Linked DNA regions of Mus musculus: region 1 is linked to region 2. A link is a loop called in an ENCODE intact Hi-C map of the cell type or tissue named here. Cell type or tissue: heart. All regions are shown on one strand. Links, peaks and the distances in the headings refer to the core of each region. The heading gives the core; the rest is flanking DNA.

Region 1 (8,332 bases), core at 171-8,170, 130 kb before region 2:
CAAGCTGAATTACAACGTGTGACTGCTAATAGAGGCTGTAGCCTTAAAAGAGCGACAAGCTTTACCTAACAAACAGTTGGTTACCGGCTGGTACACCTCAACCCATCCACCCCAGAGTCCTTGACTAGCCAGAGGGAAAGGAAAGCTAACACAGGAGGCTTGATGGAGGTGAGGCAGGTCCCAGGCTCACTTCCGGACAGAGGATGGCACATGCTACATCCCACAGCAGACCACGCCCCTGCAGGACACCCCCAGAAATCTGCTGGGCTCAGTGTGAAACCAATCATTAATGTTTCCTTAAATGGCAAAGATTCAGGAGTCAAGAAGATTCTCAGAGTAAGAAAAAAAGAATACTAGAAAAAAGTTGTTTTTTTTTTAAAGATCGTGTTTTAAACAGGGTAGAGAATGAAAATCACATGTGTCCCAGGCCTACAGACAGTATCCTCAACGTATTGTCATTTGGGGACTTCAGTGGGCTCTTACAACCATTTTGTCTGTCTTTATTTTCCAAGAAGGGCAAAATCGACTCACTGAGACAACTGAATGTTTCAGCAGCTGAAACATCTTCCTCTTCCCCAAGGTTGTTCCCCACCCCAAGAGCAAACAATCATGTAGATGCCAGAAAGCAGCGAGGTTTTAAAGCCACCATGGCAGAGGCAAATGCTGGTGTGCAATGTAAACACAGAAACAGTTTCTTCAAAAGTCCCCTAAGGCTGAAAAGCCCCTGTCATGACAACCCAAAGGCCTTGATAAGGGGCCACGGTGGGGAGAAGGGCTAACTAGACAGCCTGGGAAGTGACAGGTTTGGTTTTGTGAGGCAGGTGATTTTTTTTTTTTTTTTAATATTTCCAATGACAGGCATACCTTTTCCTGAAAGATTCATGTTTTGTAATTTCTCATGCTTATTAGTCATGTTACAAGGAGACACTTGGGTGTGTCTCTGACAGGGATGGGGTCTCACTTCGGTTACTGTGGTGGTCCTGCATACACTCTAGTCATGGTCTCCAAGCCTGTGTCACCTTGTACCACCAAGGCAATGCCTTCCTAGCTGAGCATCAATGAAGACACACCTATCCAGATTTGGTGTCTGCATGCACCTGTGTCTGCATGCACCTGTGTCTGCATGCACCTGTGTCTGCATGCACCTGTGTCTGCATGCACCTGTGTCTGCATGCACCTGTGTCTGCATGCACCTGTGTCTGCATGCACCTGTGTCTGCAGGTTCCACATTTGGTTACGCCCAAAAGGACATCGGACATCCCCTGGAGCTGGAGTTACAGGCATCCACCAGACATGGATGCTGGGAACTGAACTTAGATCCTATGAAAGAACAACAGTGTTCTTAACCACTGACCCATCTCTCCAGCCCCCCAAAAGTTACTGATTAGTGGGATACCACAGACTCCTAAAACAGACACTTCTTATAACCTACTGCTGTCATTCTTAGCTAACTTCTAAATCTGACAGTAGGCCCTATAGCTGAGGTCACCACATACGTAAGACATGAAGAAATCAGGCTGGTACTGACCTGGGATTTCATCCCCACTGGCTAGCAGTCATAGTGCTGGAAGGTTATATTTATGTGACCAAGAACTAAAAATATTTGACAGTTTTACCCAGCTGTGGATCCCACAAGCTGTAACAATGACTAGCCTACCAAGATATATCCACTGGCACATGGCAATATATGCATTAGTGGCACAAATGTTATAGGAGTAACCAACCACTTTCTGGTTGGATTTAAATCTCGTTCTACAAGACGCACTCTATGTCTGGTGTTGCTAACTAAGCCAAAAACACATGTTCTGCTAGGTTATAGGCCTGAGGGGAGAACCTAATACTATTGTTCTCCTATAGGGATATAATAACAAACTGCCCCCTGAATTAATCTTTATACCCTTAGATTAGTACAGCTCCCAACCCTCATCAGAGAAGCTTCTTTTTGCAGGACAGATTAATAGACACCCACAACTGGTCAATACCCAGAGCATAAGAAACTGGGAAGTACCCAGCTCTGAAGGGAACACCTGTCTAACACTTGCTCCCTCTCACCAAGGCTCGGAGATCCTTGCAGAGGAAGGGTCAGAAAGATGACAGTGGATGTCAACACTGAAGCAGGATTCGCTGGACGTGACATCACTGTGCACATAAATAAATACCAGCTATGATAGCGTTCACAAGACCAAGGCTGCCAAAATTCCAGCACAGACGAGGAAGGGCTCGTCCCTAGCTGAGGAGCATCTGGCACTTAATGACTGCTTTGGGGAGGAAGAGTCAGTTTTCTTCAAGGATGTGGCCCCTAAAAGAGCAATGGATGCTCCAGTGGACAATCCTGCACCAGTGCACGTATGCACAGCAGCAGTAAATGGGCCTGTGTATTTGTAATGGCAGTGAGAGCGAGGAAGCGCATCAAGTTGGGAGGGGAGATGGGAAGTGACTGGGAGGCAGAGATGATCAAAGCACACACGCATGCGTGAGGTTCTCAGTAAGAACCGTTTATCCTCTTCTCACCCAAGACCATCATGCTACACAACTTGGCAACGCTCTCACTATGCCAAACACCGAAGAAGCAGATGAAAGACCTGCCCGTATCTTAAAACTTACACAGAAAGGCCAATCCGTTATAACCCATGAATTAGGATTTAATTACAAGAGGCACAGTGAGGTCCTGAAACAGTGATGCATTGGGAAGACAGAGACCCGGGGCCTGACTGACCCTTTAGTTCAGAGGTCATGACCCCTCCCAACCTCCACCTCCTCCTCTATATGGTGAGGCCGTTGTGAATACCAAAACATCTGTCCTCCAGTTCTCCACAAATGTGCAGTGTACCGCTGTAGATAAGTAAGGGCTCAACGAACAGAGGCAGATACCACCGCTTCTTCTCCGGGCTCACTGAATTTACTACAGACTTGGCACAATATAGGCATTTCTAGTCCTAGCCGAAAGAATAGCATTATCAGAGTCTCCAGCATGAGCCATCCACTAGCTCAGGTTTCACTGAGAATGACAAAGGTTATAAAGAGAAGGGGACATGGACTCGTCTTATTAAGGTGAGCATCAAGCTATCAAGGAGAGATCATTGCGGAAGAACAACTTTAAAAAAAAAAAAAAAAACACGAAAGAACATCCTCTTGCTAACAAGACCCTAGAGTGTAGCTTTAAGAATGGGAAATGAGTCACACTCAGCTGGAGGTCTTTCTCTCCTCTAGAGCAAGAAGCTCCAGTCAGGTGCATTCCATTCCTGGCACCAGCTTTCAAAGGGTTTCATCAGACTTCTGTATACGCAGCCAGGAAGCTGAGCAGCCATCTGAGAGAAACACGAGAACCTTTCAGCACTTCTGACAGGAACCCACAGACGGCTCTCAGAGGAACCCATCAGCTCTATCTCCTCACCATCAACTGGGAGGATGATGAGGGGAGACAGTGCCCTCCTCAACACCACAAAACTCCATGACACACAGAAGAAGCTGTGCCTCTTAGTGGGTCTGGAAGCATCTGAAGCCACCACAGGCAGCCATGAACACTCAGGGGGCCCAGGTGCACTGAGAGCCAGTCCCTCATCAGGATGGAGCTTGCTTGGACCCTCCCCTAGAACTACAATATATCCGGTGGATAGTCAGTCAGTCTTCCAGCCTGCCTGGGACGTGGTTCAAGTACATGAGGCTGCCAAATGCCAAGAGGATCAGCAACAGAGCCTCCACCATCTCTATCCAAGCAGCCAAGTTTTAAACCCAAATACTTCAGGGTTAGAAGTTCAGAACACACGGGAGCCAAGCTTTCTTAGGGGCAGAGGCCGTCTCACAACAGGGGGAGGAGTCGGGGGAGGAGCCCAGGGCAGTACCTGCACCTGTTTTTGAACACACTCCTGCTAGACTTGGAAGGTTCCCATGGCTCTCAACAGAGGACTCACTAGCCTTTGGCAGGCGCAGTATTACACTAGGACAAGCCACCTGCAGGCCTTTTACTGTCACTGGCCAACAGCAACTCAAGAGGATAGACTGCTAATCCACTGGCTGATCTATGACACATTACCCATTTAGATGCCACCTGCTCCCCCAGGTAAATGATGGCAGGCCCGAAGAAACAACCCAAGGAAACAGGTCAGGCACCTAGTAGGAGAGAAACGGGAGCCATGGGTAGTCCAAAGAGAGCACAAGCCAGGGCAAAGCCACCGGCTCCATCCTCCCCTGCAGGGATACTGCCTTGCCTGACACTGGGGGCTCAAAACAGTGTTCTGTGCAAACACAGGCTTACAGGCAGCAAGATCATCCACTTTTCCGCCCCTTGGGTGGCTCCCAAGTAGCCGACGGATTAAAGTGCCCCTTTCAGCAAGACAGTATCAAGGTGTCCTGCCTCCCAAGAAGGGTTATAATTTGCCTCAGGATTTTAGTACAAAACGGCCAGCGTTTGTACAACGCCAGTCCGATCAGCACTGGGGCATGATACTGCCTGGGTCCCATTGGCTTCCTACATGTGCCACCTCCCCTGTATCCGCGAACTGGAGGGGGGGGGGGGTAGCCAGCCATGAAGCAACTGAATAAGCTGGCCGGAACAGCATCCCCAGCAGCAGCGCTTCTCAAAACACATCTTCAACGTCCACGAAAGACACTCAGGCCGGGCCTGATAACCTGTCAGGGATCCAGTGGCGCCATCCCAAGCAGCTGCCCCCAGGCGTCTGCTGGGCCCGGACGGGGCTTGCGGGCCGCCCCGGACGTAGCAGCACCGTGCCACTTTCTCACAGGAGAGACTCCATTGTCCATTATCAAATGAACGCTGACAACCCATCTTCCCTGGCTGACTGGCCGGCCTTGCGGGACAAGAGGCACCGCAGTGCTCTCTCCGCCGGGCAGCCGCGTGTGTACACACGCAAGCACACACGCGCGCACACACCCCGCCGCGCCAGGGGCGCCCGCTCCCCCGCGCTTTCCAGAAGCCCCGGGCGGCCTGGCCCTCACCTTCGATGGCGATGACGTGCTCCCGAATCTGGTTCTGCAGCACCGGCTCCTCCACGCGCTCCAGCAGCTCGTAGATGGAGTAGATGTTGGGGTGGACCGACTCGAAGCGCTGGATCTCGGCCCGGATGGCAGCCGAGTTGGCCAGCTGCTGCTGGTAGTTCATGGTGCAGGCGCGGCGCCCAAAGCCGCGCGCCCCCCGTCGTCGCCGCCCCGCGCCCCGGAGCCCCGCGGGCCACCGAGACCCGGGGCGCCGCAGCCCCCGGGGAGCACGGAGCCGAGGAGGCGCAAAAAAAAAAAAAAAGAAAGAAAGAAAGAAAGAAAGAAAGAAAGAAAAGAAAAGAAAAAGAAAAAGAAAAAGAAAAGAACGCTGAGGATGAAGCAGTAGAGGGGCTCAGTTCATAGCAGGGACCAGCGTCCCGGGTCAGCGGGCCGTCCGGGAAGACCGCGGCGCCATGGAGCGCGGCCGGCCGCGGAGGAGGCTCGCTCGGGCGCCTTCCCGCGCCGCAGCCGCCCGCACCCCTACACGCCGGCCGGCCGAGCAGCCATTAAAGCGCAGGCAGCACGGCGCTGCGAGCGCCGGGGCCGAGGCCCCCGGGCAGTGGCCGCTCTGCTCCGGGCGCACGGCTGCGGCTGGGTCCGCGCGCTTGTGAGTGCCGCGCTACCGCGCGGGCCGGGGCCCTCAGCTGCCCTGCGCCGTCCGCCAAGCCGGGACCGAGCTGTAGGCGCCTTGCCAGCCGCGGAGACCGCTCCGAGCGCCGCCCGCCGCTGCCCGGCCAGCCCCCTCCCTGGCACGCAGGGCTCTGGCCCACGTCGGCCCCGCCCCCGCCTGCGCTCGCCGCCCTCCGGCCGCCGCTGCGTCCTCGGCGGCGCTTCCCAGCGCGCCGGATCCCGGGGAATTGCGCCAGACCCCGCCCCGCGCTGCCTCTGGGCTTGCTGGGACTTGTAGTCCATCACGCCGGCCGGCCCGCGCGCGTGGGGTGCGCTGTGCGATCGCGTCGCAGCGCACTGGGCGGGCCCCGCGGGACGTCCGGATGCCGCTACAGCCCGCGGATCTGCGAGCTGAGAGCCCTGGTCCCTCTCGGTTATCCCTACTGCCCCGTGCCAGCCCCCGCGCCTCTGTACGGGGAAGGTGGCGCACGAGCCCGCCCGCCCGCCCGCGCTTTTGTTTGTTTGCCAGTTGAGCGCTTAAGGAACCTCTGCGACGCGCGGGGTCCCCTCCCCCCGTCTGGCAACTTTCTGCCTCCTTTCTAAACCCAGCAGGATAGTTACTTCCCTTCCCATGGGATACACGGGAGTCCAACGCTTCATCAATAAACTAAACCTGAGGCTGGGGTGGTAGGTGAGACGGAATTCCACGGGGGCTTCTAGGCTTTTCCACGAAAATGTTGCACAACTGAGTTGTAACCTCCACGCCGCAGCCCTCCGAGCGCCCGACACTAACCCCACTTTAGCCCAGTCCAGGAGCCCATGAAGCTAGACCGCACTGCAGCTGAGAGCTCATGCCAACGACTCCAAATGAATTAGATTGTTGTAGATTTCCAAGGATCCAGGACGAGTCCGAGGCCGTAAAGGTCCTGGGTCTATGCACTGTCTCACCATGCAGGGGTGTTTTATAAACAGCCCACATTCCTGATTCAAATGCCCTGGGCTTTACCTGGTTCAAATGCAAGCTAATGGGCAGCCCAGGGCCCCAGGCAGCCTAGCTCTTGGTTCTTGGAACTCTTCCGAGTTCCAGTGTTCCTCAAGCCAGTGTACTGTTCAGCCTTCCTTGTCCCTAACACAGCAGAGGCCCTGGCTTGTTCTGTGCCTTGCCTCTATCTTCGTCCTTAGCAGAAACACTAATAGAGATGCTGGCATGTGGGTTCATTCTACTGTTCGTCCCTACTCCACCTTGAAACCCCAACTCTTTGTGAAATAGTTCCAGGACTCCCCTGCTTCACATCTGGCTTCTCAATCTCTTTGGGGGTTCCTTTGTACTTCTCTAAGGTTTAAATATGGATGATGCTGGGAGTCAACCTTAGACCTGTTTTATTTGCCTCTCTTATGCCTTTGAATATCATATAGAGGTTGATGACACTAAATTTTCTGTCCCAGACCTATCCACCTGTCCCCTCCTCATCACATCCAACTTTTGGATTGAACATGACTTTTCTCCTGTTGGACATCCTGTAGTCTCAGCACTTAAGAGACTAAAACCAGAGGATTGCTGTGGACCCAAGGTGAGACTCTGCTTTAAAAATATAATAACAAAATAAAAATCAGACATCTTCCCCATACCTGTGAACCTCTTCCCACCCCAGTCCGAGGCAGTACAGACCTTTGTTCACTAATTTGAAAATGCAGTGTGTGGTCTTTTCTTCCCTTGTTCTCTTAGATCCCAGAATGTCAGCTCTGCCTTTGGACGGAGCCAGAATCTTCTCGCTTTCTGTCATCCTGCTGAGGCTTCATTATGTAGTCTCGGATTAGTGAATGAGACCTAACCTAGGCATCTTCCCTTTTCCTGTTTCCTCATTGACCAGTCTCAAGAAAGTAGTTCTAGTGAGCCTCTAGGCCATGGCTCTCCTCTGGTCACAGCTCTCCCTCCAACGCCACCCATCCTCCCTGGCTCCCCCAGCCCTCCTGGCTTGCATGCATACCACAAGCTGGGTAGAGTCTCCATTTCCACAGCTTGTGTTTGTTTTTATTTTGAGATTTACATATCTCTGGCTACTCTCAAACTTGCTGTTTAGCCAAGGTTGACCTTGAATTCTGATCTTCTTTCCTCATCTGAGCTGCATCTCCAGTGTGCATTATCCTACTAAGCTTGTCAATTGGTCTACCACAATCCCAAGGGACTGATTAGAAGACACAAGACTCCATTATTCATAGCAACAACAGTGGACAGAGTAGTGGTGGTTTTATATGCCCATGAACTGACTTCCAAGTCACACAGGGTTGTATCAGGGGCCAGGTGACACAGGGTGGCTCTGTATGAGCAAAACCCTGGCCATAAGAGTCCATGTCCTTCAGAGAAGAGCAGAGACGACCCATGTCAGAAGAGACGGAACTCTGGGCTTCAGGACCGACCCTCTTCTCAGGAGCACTAGCCACTATGTCAGAGCACCAGAGACCACACAGCTCAAACAGCAGAAGTGTAAGATCCAGGTGTCAGCGAGGTTGGCTTCTCCTGTGGGCCCCTCCCCAATTCGGAGACAAGCGTTTTACCCCTGCGTCCTTGCCCAGTGTCCTCTACGTCTACACTCTAATCTCTTCATTGAATGACATCAGTCCTGTTGGATCAGGGCCAGCCCTGTTGACCTCATCGTCACTTGGATGCCTCTTTAGAGAGTCAATCTCTTAATGTGTCCCGTTTGAGGGTCATGGAACTTAGAGGTTC
Region 2 (8,332 bases), core at 119-8,118:
AGTAGATTTCTAATCTTATGCCTCCACCCCCAAAGTCCTGGGATTACAGGTATGAGCCACTACCCTTGGCAACCAATGGAAGGCTTCATGCATGCTAGGCTGGTACTAGCAATTGAGCTACATCCCTATCTATCTATCTATCTATCTATCTATCTATCTATCTATCTATCTATCTATCTATCTATCTATCTATCTATCTATCTACGTATTGAACTGGCTAGGACCTCTAGAAGTGGAGGAAGTTATAAGAATATATATTCCAGACCTTATCCTTAATCTTAGGGAGAAAACTTTCAGTATTTTAACATTAGGCATGGCATGACCTGTGGGTTTCCATTGACTAAGTGATCCAGTATGTTTCCTTCTAAACTGGCTTCTTTCCTTCTATATCTGAATTCTATTTGCTGAAATGTTAAGATTTTACATTTGTGTTCAGGGAAGCTATTCTGTACAGCTTTTGCCTAGCCTCTTGAATGGTTTTTGGGTTCCTGCGTAGAATGAGTTCAAAAGTTGTCTTTCTTATCCAATTTCTTGGGTAAGTTTGTTCAGAACTAGAACTTTTTCATGAAATACTTGCTATAGTTCACCGGTAAAGCCATTAGAGTTACAGATTTCCTTTGAGGGGAGATTTTAAAATACAAATTCAATGTTTTGGATCAATATTGGTCTGTTTATTTTATTTCTTTTTTGTTTTGTTTTGTTTTGTTTTTCAAGACAGGGTTTTTCTGTATAGCCCTGGCTGTCCTGGAACTCACTCTGTAGACCAGGCTAGCCTCGAACTCAGAAATCCGCCTGCCTCTGCCTCCCAAGTGCTGGGATTAAAGGCGTGCACCACCATGCCCTGCATGTTATTTCTTCTTTTTTAAAAAATATTTTTATTAGGTATTTTTCTCATTTACATTTCCAATGCTATCCCAAAAGTCCCCCATACCCTCCCCCCTACTACCCTACCCACCCACTCCCACTTTTTGGCCCTGGCATTCCCCTGTACTGGGGCATATAAAGTTTGCAAGTCCAATGGGCCTCTCTTTCCAGTGATGGCCGACTAGACCATCTTTTGATACATATGCAGCTAGAGTCAAGAGCTCAGGGGTACTGGTTAGTTCATAATGTTGTTCCACCTATAGGGTTGCAGATCCCTTTAGCTCCTTGGGTACTTTCTCTAGCTCCTCCATTGGGGGTCCTGTGATCCATCCAATAGCTGACTGTGAGCATCCACTTCTATGTTTGCTAGGCTGCGGCATAGTCTCACAAGAGACAGCTACATCTGGGTCTTTTCAGCAAAATCTTGCTAGTGTGTGCAATGGTGTCATCATTTGGAAGCTGATTATGGATCCCCGGATATGGCAGTCTCTAGATGGTCCATCCTTTCGTCACAGCTCCAAACTTTGTCTCTGTAACTCCTTCCATGGGTGTTTTGTTCCCAGTTCTAAGAAGGGGCAAAGTGTCCTCACTTTGGTCTTCGTTCTTCTTGAGTTTCATGCGTTTAGCAAATTGTATCTTATATCTTGGGTATCCTAAGTTTCTGGGCTAATATCCACTTATCAGTGAGTACATATTGTGTGAGTTCCTTTGTGATAGGGTTACCTCACTCAGGATGATGCCCTCCAATCGAGGAGCTGGTTCTTTGAGAAAATCAACAAGATAGATAAACCCTTAGCCAGACTCACTAAAGGGCACAGGGAAAGCATTCTAATTAACAAAATCAGAAATGTAAAGGGAGACATAACAACAGATGTTATTTCTTCTTGAGTAAGTTTGATGGTCTTTCCAGGACTCTGCTTGCTAGTTTAAGTCCGCTCTAGTTTAAGTTGTCAAGGCTATCAGCACAGAGTTGTTTAATGTTACATTGTTACTCTTTTGACAGCCATAGGTTCTATAGGAGTGTCTCCTTGTCTGCTGACACTGGTAGATCATGGTTTTTCTGTCTTTTTATTTATTTTCTCCCCTTCCTCTGTAGTGAGGTAGGAGGCCATCAGGCTTTCCATCCCATTGTTCAGATGAGAAATAAGCATTGACAAGAGTCTCTGCCTTACATAATACTTAATGAGCAATCTGGGAGGGTGAGGATGTATCCATTTTGATTTGTATTCCCTCCAGCTTAGAAGGAAGAGGGCTTTCCCAAAGAAATGCCTAGATCCCAGAATTTGTCATATAGAGATTCAGGCACACATAGATAGAAAGATGTAATTCTTGTTCCAGTGTTCATTTACTCATTCATCCAGCCCTTCATATGATTCATTCATTCATTCATTTATTCACTCAATACATTTTTAAAGATGCATTTATCTCTGTGTGCATGTGTCTTTGTGCGTGAGGATATACACGCATGGGTATGCAGGTGCTTGTATCTGTGCTTTTGTGTGGAGTCTGGAACAATACACCAGCTGTCTGTCTTCCTCTCCCATTCATATATTCCTTTGAGATAGAGTCTTTCCACGAGCCCCTGGCTCACATTTTCTTGGTAGTTTGGGAGCCACCAAGACCAAGTGATGCTCCTGGGCTGGCCTCCCTCAGAGATATGCTTACAGGAGTGCAGGGGACATGTGGCATCTTACATGGATGCTGGATTCTGAATTCCATCTTCATGACTATTCATCAAGTGCTCTTGGCCACTGAGCCATCTCTCTAGACCCTACTTAATGCACATTGACTTTCAAACCTGTACTGAAGCTATAGGACATGTGTTTGTGGTGGCCTAACATGTTGGATCCCATGAAGGCAAGCAGTGGTGTCAGGCCCAGAGATTTGAGATAGTCTACCTGTGAACTCAGTACCACAGCCTCTGCCTTGTGCAGAGAGTTACTCAGGACCTAGGCCAGACTAACAGGAGCATCTTTTCCCATCTTCTCGTTATCTTCTGTCCAGTCTGAGGAAAAGATTTTCCTCCAATGTTGTGTGTGTGTGTGTGTTTCATATTTAGTGTGTTTTCTTCTATTTTCTGGAGGAAAAAGCAAAGGGCTGGCTGTCTTCCTTTAAAAGGTAACAGTGTTTGTCCATGGAAGTAGAGTGAATGACCAGCAGACTGTGACAGAGAAAGAGCCAGTATAATTTGGACTGCGAGGCATTCTGCAAATGGCTAGAACCCAGGACTAAAAAGAGCCTCTTTTGTTCTTTAGCACAAAATTCCAGTGATAGCCATTGCCACTCATTGGACCTTCATGGTGAACCTTTAGGGGGACATGGGACAGAGCAGGTGGCCATGCAGCAGGTGTATCTAGGTTCTGAGAACCAGAATTGGACCCCCATGGGCAAGAACCACAGCCTATACTTTCAGGTAGTTGCTTTAAAAGAGCCACCTGGAGCTGAGGATGTTGGTGGGCTCCAGATAGCATTTACAAGTAGAAAGTAGAATAATTTTTAAATAGATTAGATGGAGAAATTAGAATCTGAGAAGCAGGCTCCTGTATATCACTGCTTATGAGTAGAGGAGAATACTGTATTATTGGAAAAATGATTTTTTTTTCTTTTCTCAAAGTCTTGTGCCCATTGAAAGCCAGCTTAAAAAAAGTCAGAGAACTGGAAAAAATAATAAAAAATTTAAATATATATATAGAATTTCAGGGACTAGAGAAATGACTTAGTGGTTAAGAGCACTAAGCACTCTTGCTGAGGACCTAGGCTCCAGTCTCACCCACAGATCTGTAACTCCAGTGTCAGGGGAATCTAATGCCATCTTCTGGCCTCTGTGGGTACTGCATGCATGGTGCGTCTACACACATGCAAGCAGATATGCAAGATTCTTTTAAAAGATCTTCAAAACAGAATTTTGGTTGATGACGTTTTGGGGGACTTTTTAAAAAGTCAGAAATTATCTTGTTCCTTAGTTTATAAAGTCAGGAGAGGGCTGGGTGCAAATAACACTGTGGGTGTCAATCTGCTAAGTGACAATATGTTAATTATCATGGATCTATATTGGGCCAAGAGAAATGAAAAACAACCAAACCAAACAAACAAACTGAAACGCAGAAAGTTACCTTTAAATAGTAACTGAGAAATGGAAAGTCAGGAAAACAAATGGGCGATGGCCCTGGAACCCTTCAGTGACTTCAGCAGAGGCAGAATCTCTGCCTCTCCTTACAGGAAGTTAGAATAATGCCTGTGATTTCCTTTAGGCTCAGAATACAAATACAAGATCCCTGCCAAAACAAAGGACAGCAGCTTCCCACAGCTCTGGAGGCTGCTGGGTGGTTCTTAGGGTAGAGCTCTTGGGAGAGGGCTTGTGTTGTAGTGCCTTATGGGCGTGCTCCAGACAGGCAAGTCTGCAGGTACATAGCTGGCGAGGAAGGGAACTGAGAGGGGAGAGCATGTTTTATCCAGACTGGAGAAGCCCCCATGTTCTACAGCACTCTCTGAACTCTGTGGTTTGAGAGGTTAAGACATTCAGGGGTGCATGGTTAGACTGGTACAGCCAGTATCTAAAGCCACAATAGAGAATGAACCTTGTCCATTATAGGTTAACTTATGTCCCCACTACTACCACCACCACCACAATTCAGTTTCTAGAAGCCTGCAGTGCCCTAGCATCTGTCTAGATGAGGAGACCATGGGTTCTAATCAAGGTGCCTATGCTAAAATGTGGCTATCAGGTTTGGACCCTCATGTCATTTGACTGGAATTCCCATAAAAAGTGGGAATTTGGAGACTGGGAAGAAAGCTCAGAGGCTAACAGTGCTCACTCTGCAAGATTGAGGGCCTGAGTTCAAATCCCCAACATGGAGGTAAGAAAAAGAAAGAAATCAGGCAGGGCTACATGAGCCTGTAGCCCCCAGCACTGTGAGGTGGAGACAGGGGGATCCCTAGGGCTCAATGGGCAGCCAGTCTAGCTGAAGGTGTGAGTGTCCAGTTTCCTGAGAGACTATCTCGAGGTAACATGGAGGAAGCAATAGAGAAAGACATCTGAATTTTCTGCTCTTGCCTTTGCACAAGTCACCACACACTCATGTACATAAACCACACACACGAACAGCTCTCCTCCCCCAACACACACAGGAAGTAGGAGTTTGAATACCCAGAAAGACATTCAGTATACGTGCATGGAACAAAGACCACAAGAATCCAGCAGGAAGGAGGCTACCCAAAATCCAGGGAGATTCAGGAGGAACCACACATTTGACAATACCTTGATCTTGGACTTCCTGTACGAAAATAAGTTTTTATCACTTGAGCTGCTTGGGTCTGACATTTTGTTATTGTATCACTGTTTGCCAGTTATCCGTCACTGTGATATAACACCTGATATAAATCACTTAAAGGAGGAAGAACTTACTTTGACGTACGGTTTCCATCCATGGTTGGCTGGCTCCATTGCTTTGGTCCAAGGCAAGGCAGTGCATCACAGCAGGGGCGTGTATGTGACAGAACACAGATGGCTATCGCAGGGCAGCCAGAAAGCAGAGAGAATTCACAAACATTTCTGGACAAGGTCTATCTTTCCAGGGTATGCCCTGTGATCAGTTTCCTCCAATGAGGACCCATTTTTGTTTTCTACCACTTCCTAATGATGCTATCGTGTTATGAATCCATCATGGGATTCAGCCATTGGGAAGAACTCAAAGGCCATCAGCTGGCAACCAAGCCTTAAACATATGAACCATATCCAGTGCAGACAACAACACAGGCAAGAAAATGAGTACAATAATGCTAAGAAACACCATTGGGCGTTGTCCCAAATGCTCTGCTTCCAGCGGTGGAAACAAACGGTGCAGCAGACGTGGTTCTGTGTGGTGCCATGAAGCTCCCAGGTGATCTGCAGAGCCTAGGGTTGGTGGGTGGCTGAGCTTGTGAGGGGTCGTCTCACTCTACCCCACACCCAGCTGCACCAGCAGCCTCCTGCACTGACCAGGAAAGAAAGCAGGAAACGACCTAAGCCAGATTATGCTGTACTCTTGCAGTTTGGGACGTAGTCATGTGCGGTTGGAGATATTTTTAACATTATACTCAGTTGTTTGAAACAAGTTATTTTGGTTGAGACCAATCCACCTTGGTCAACACAGTCATGTCATCTTGATGAGGTTTGGACACAGAACTAATGAAGAGGAAGAGACCCCCCCCCCATGGTTTGATTGTGAAAGAAAAAGAGAGAAGGACCAAAGAAATTTCCAGAAGAACAGAACTGGGATACTGTGACAGGGAGCTGGGAGCTGGGCAGACCTAAGGACACATTAGGCATTCTCCCCTTTGAGTTCTTGGTGGCCACATGTCTACCTCTGAGCTCCTTTGAATGACTGACAAGTAGGCCAGCCTGGAAGGATGCCTGGGTCTCCTGCTAATGGGATGGACACCAGCAGGTGCCTCATTTGTGCTGCATAGGAAGACCCAGGGCCACAGAACAAGGAGGGACTGCCAAATAGCCCCGTGCTGTGCGGCTGGTAGAGAAGACAGAGCCTGCTTAGCAGAGCCAGTAGGCTTACAGACCAAACTGCCCGTGTTCCCATAAGTCTCCCAGGGGCTTACAGACTGAACTGCTAGTGTTCCCGTGGGTCTCCAGGTCAGATCTGGTTGAAAGCATGACATGTAGATGTCAGGGTGGGAAGTTAGATATCTTATTAACTTTAGGTCTCACTTAGAATAACTCTGTGGTCCACTTTAAAATGAGAATGTACAGAACTCTCGGAGCCACTGACTCTTCCCAGGAAGCCTGAGCCTATGAGTCACTTCCTGTGTGCAAGTGGGACTCAGTCATCCCACCTGCTTGATTTGTGTGTCCCTGAAGGGGAGGTTGGAGCAGGTCACCTGCCATCTCAAAGTCCTCTTTGTGGTCTTTGTCCTAATAACTGCAGCAGGCTACCCATGCCTTTCAGAAGCATTCATTCACTTGTTATGCACCGCAAATTGATTATCTGCAGCAGGAATCATCCGTGTGGGGCTTTAGCACAAGGGTGTCCATGGGGTGTCCAAGGATGCTTCAGGCCAGACTACGCAGAATGCCAGGTTATGAAGCTAGGAATAGCTTTAGACAGAGACCCAGGCAGCATGCAATGAGATCCTCTGGGCCTCACCATGAAAGGAGAATGGTAGACAAGGGAAAATGGTGTGCATTTTGGAGGGTGGGATCTAGGCAGAAACAGTGACCCCTGGTCATGCAAAATTCCTTCTGTTTTGGTGAAGAAAGAACAGGTGTTTGAGATGGCAGGGTGGTTGGCACCTTGTGGGGATGGAGGTAGAAAGCAGAGGATGATGGTGGTGACCAGACTGAGATGACAGCAAAGAAAAGCCTAGATGGGCCCAAGAGGCCATGTGAGCCCTCAGCCTGGCCCAAGTCCTGTACTGTCAGGGTCTTCAGTGCATTCCTATAGATGGGCCAGGATCCCACTGTTGAATATAGTCAAGAGACAGATGAGTCCTGGAAGTCTGGAGGGACTTGGGCCAGTAGGGCTAGCAGACAAGCCAGATCTCTTCTGAAGAAGACATATGGAGGTGGGCAGGAGGCAAGGGGCAGGGGGCAAGAGGCAGGGGGCAGGGGGCAGAGGTGGAAGAAATTCTTACTCTCTATGATGAAGGAGTCAACATCATCTGAAAGACCAGAAGGAAGGGGACCAATGGGACAGAGAACTGGAGTGTCTGTCGTGTGACATTGCCTGGGGGAGGTGTGAACAAATGTCTCTTGACTCTAGACAGGGCACTGAAGACCAAAGACATGGTCCTACCTGAGTTAGGCTTAGCAAGCCAGTGAGCTTACTGCAGTTACCTACAAGTGTAGATGCCAAAGGTGTCACTTAAAGAAGCTTGGGTGGCTCAGAGCAGTTGTATCACCCAAAAAGACCCCTGACCTGACCCCAGCATCCCTGGAGCTGCAGGATGGACTGCTGACTGGCAGGTCTCCTCAGCAGTTGTTCCCGACTGTGCGACCTTGGGGAGGAGCCTTGAGATCTTGCCATTCTCCTGGGGCTTGCTGGACCTTGAGTGCTTTGTTTATTTCCAGAGTCTACAAAGCCTGCTTGCTCCCTCTATGGGGGATGTTTCAAGGCTGAGAAAATAGCTACCCACCGTGTCCACCAAGCAAACCATCAGCAATGGGCAATGTCAGCCACTGCCATGGCAGTGATAGGAGACGGGAGGAGGGTCAGGGCTCTGTCCTGCTCAGGGGCTTTCAAGTCACTCCATTTTCCATGCTCAACCCGGTGCTGGGAGGGGCATACTTGCTGATGGGCAACTCACAGAGCTCAAAGATCTGGATTTGAAATGCCAAGGATAAGGGTGTGTAAGCCATAGAGAGGGGGTTTTGAGAACTGAACAGTGATCTCTGGGTATAGTACGGGGATAGGGAAGCCAGGAAGTCCTGGTGCTGACAGCTTTCTAATGAGGAGCCGAGGATGAGAAGAGAGCTTGT

What was found. Hi-C counts contacts between places; a loop is a spot of excess contacts. Peaks named below come from ENCODE experiments on the same cell type or tissue, not always from the same donor. Only the 100,000 strongest peaks of a DNase experiment are listed, where the experiment ranks them.
Region 1: it touches region 2 in a loop (5-fold over the local background); 3 of 42 quality-filtered maps call a loop at or near these places.

The regions. Positions count from the first base shown.
Region 1 is chr1:89,452,217-89,460,548 of GRCm38, reverse strand. Agap1 (ArfGAP with GTPase domain, ankyrin repeat and PH domain 1) reads right to left here and starts at 5,738. Exons shown (of 18, transcript NM_178119.3): 1 at 4,957-5,738. The coding sequence starts at 5,119. In heart, for the core only: CTCF peaks have their summits at 3,967 and 5,819; DNase peaks (open chromatin) are centred at 3,928, 4,598, 4,918 and 5,818; H3K4me3 peaks cover 3,419 bases; H3K27ac peaks cover 2,339 bases.
Region 2 is chr1:89,318,629-89,326,960 of GRCm38, reverse strand. No RefSeq gene overlaps it. Among named protein-coding and RNA genes, the nearest start is that of Gm41913, 65 kb to the left of the region's middle. In heart, for the core only: a CTCF peak has its summit at 3,688 (motif pointing left); a DNase peak (open chromatin) is centred at 4,190.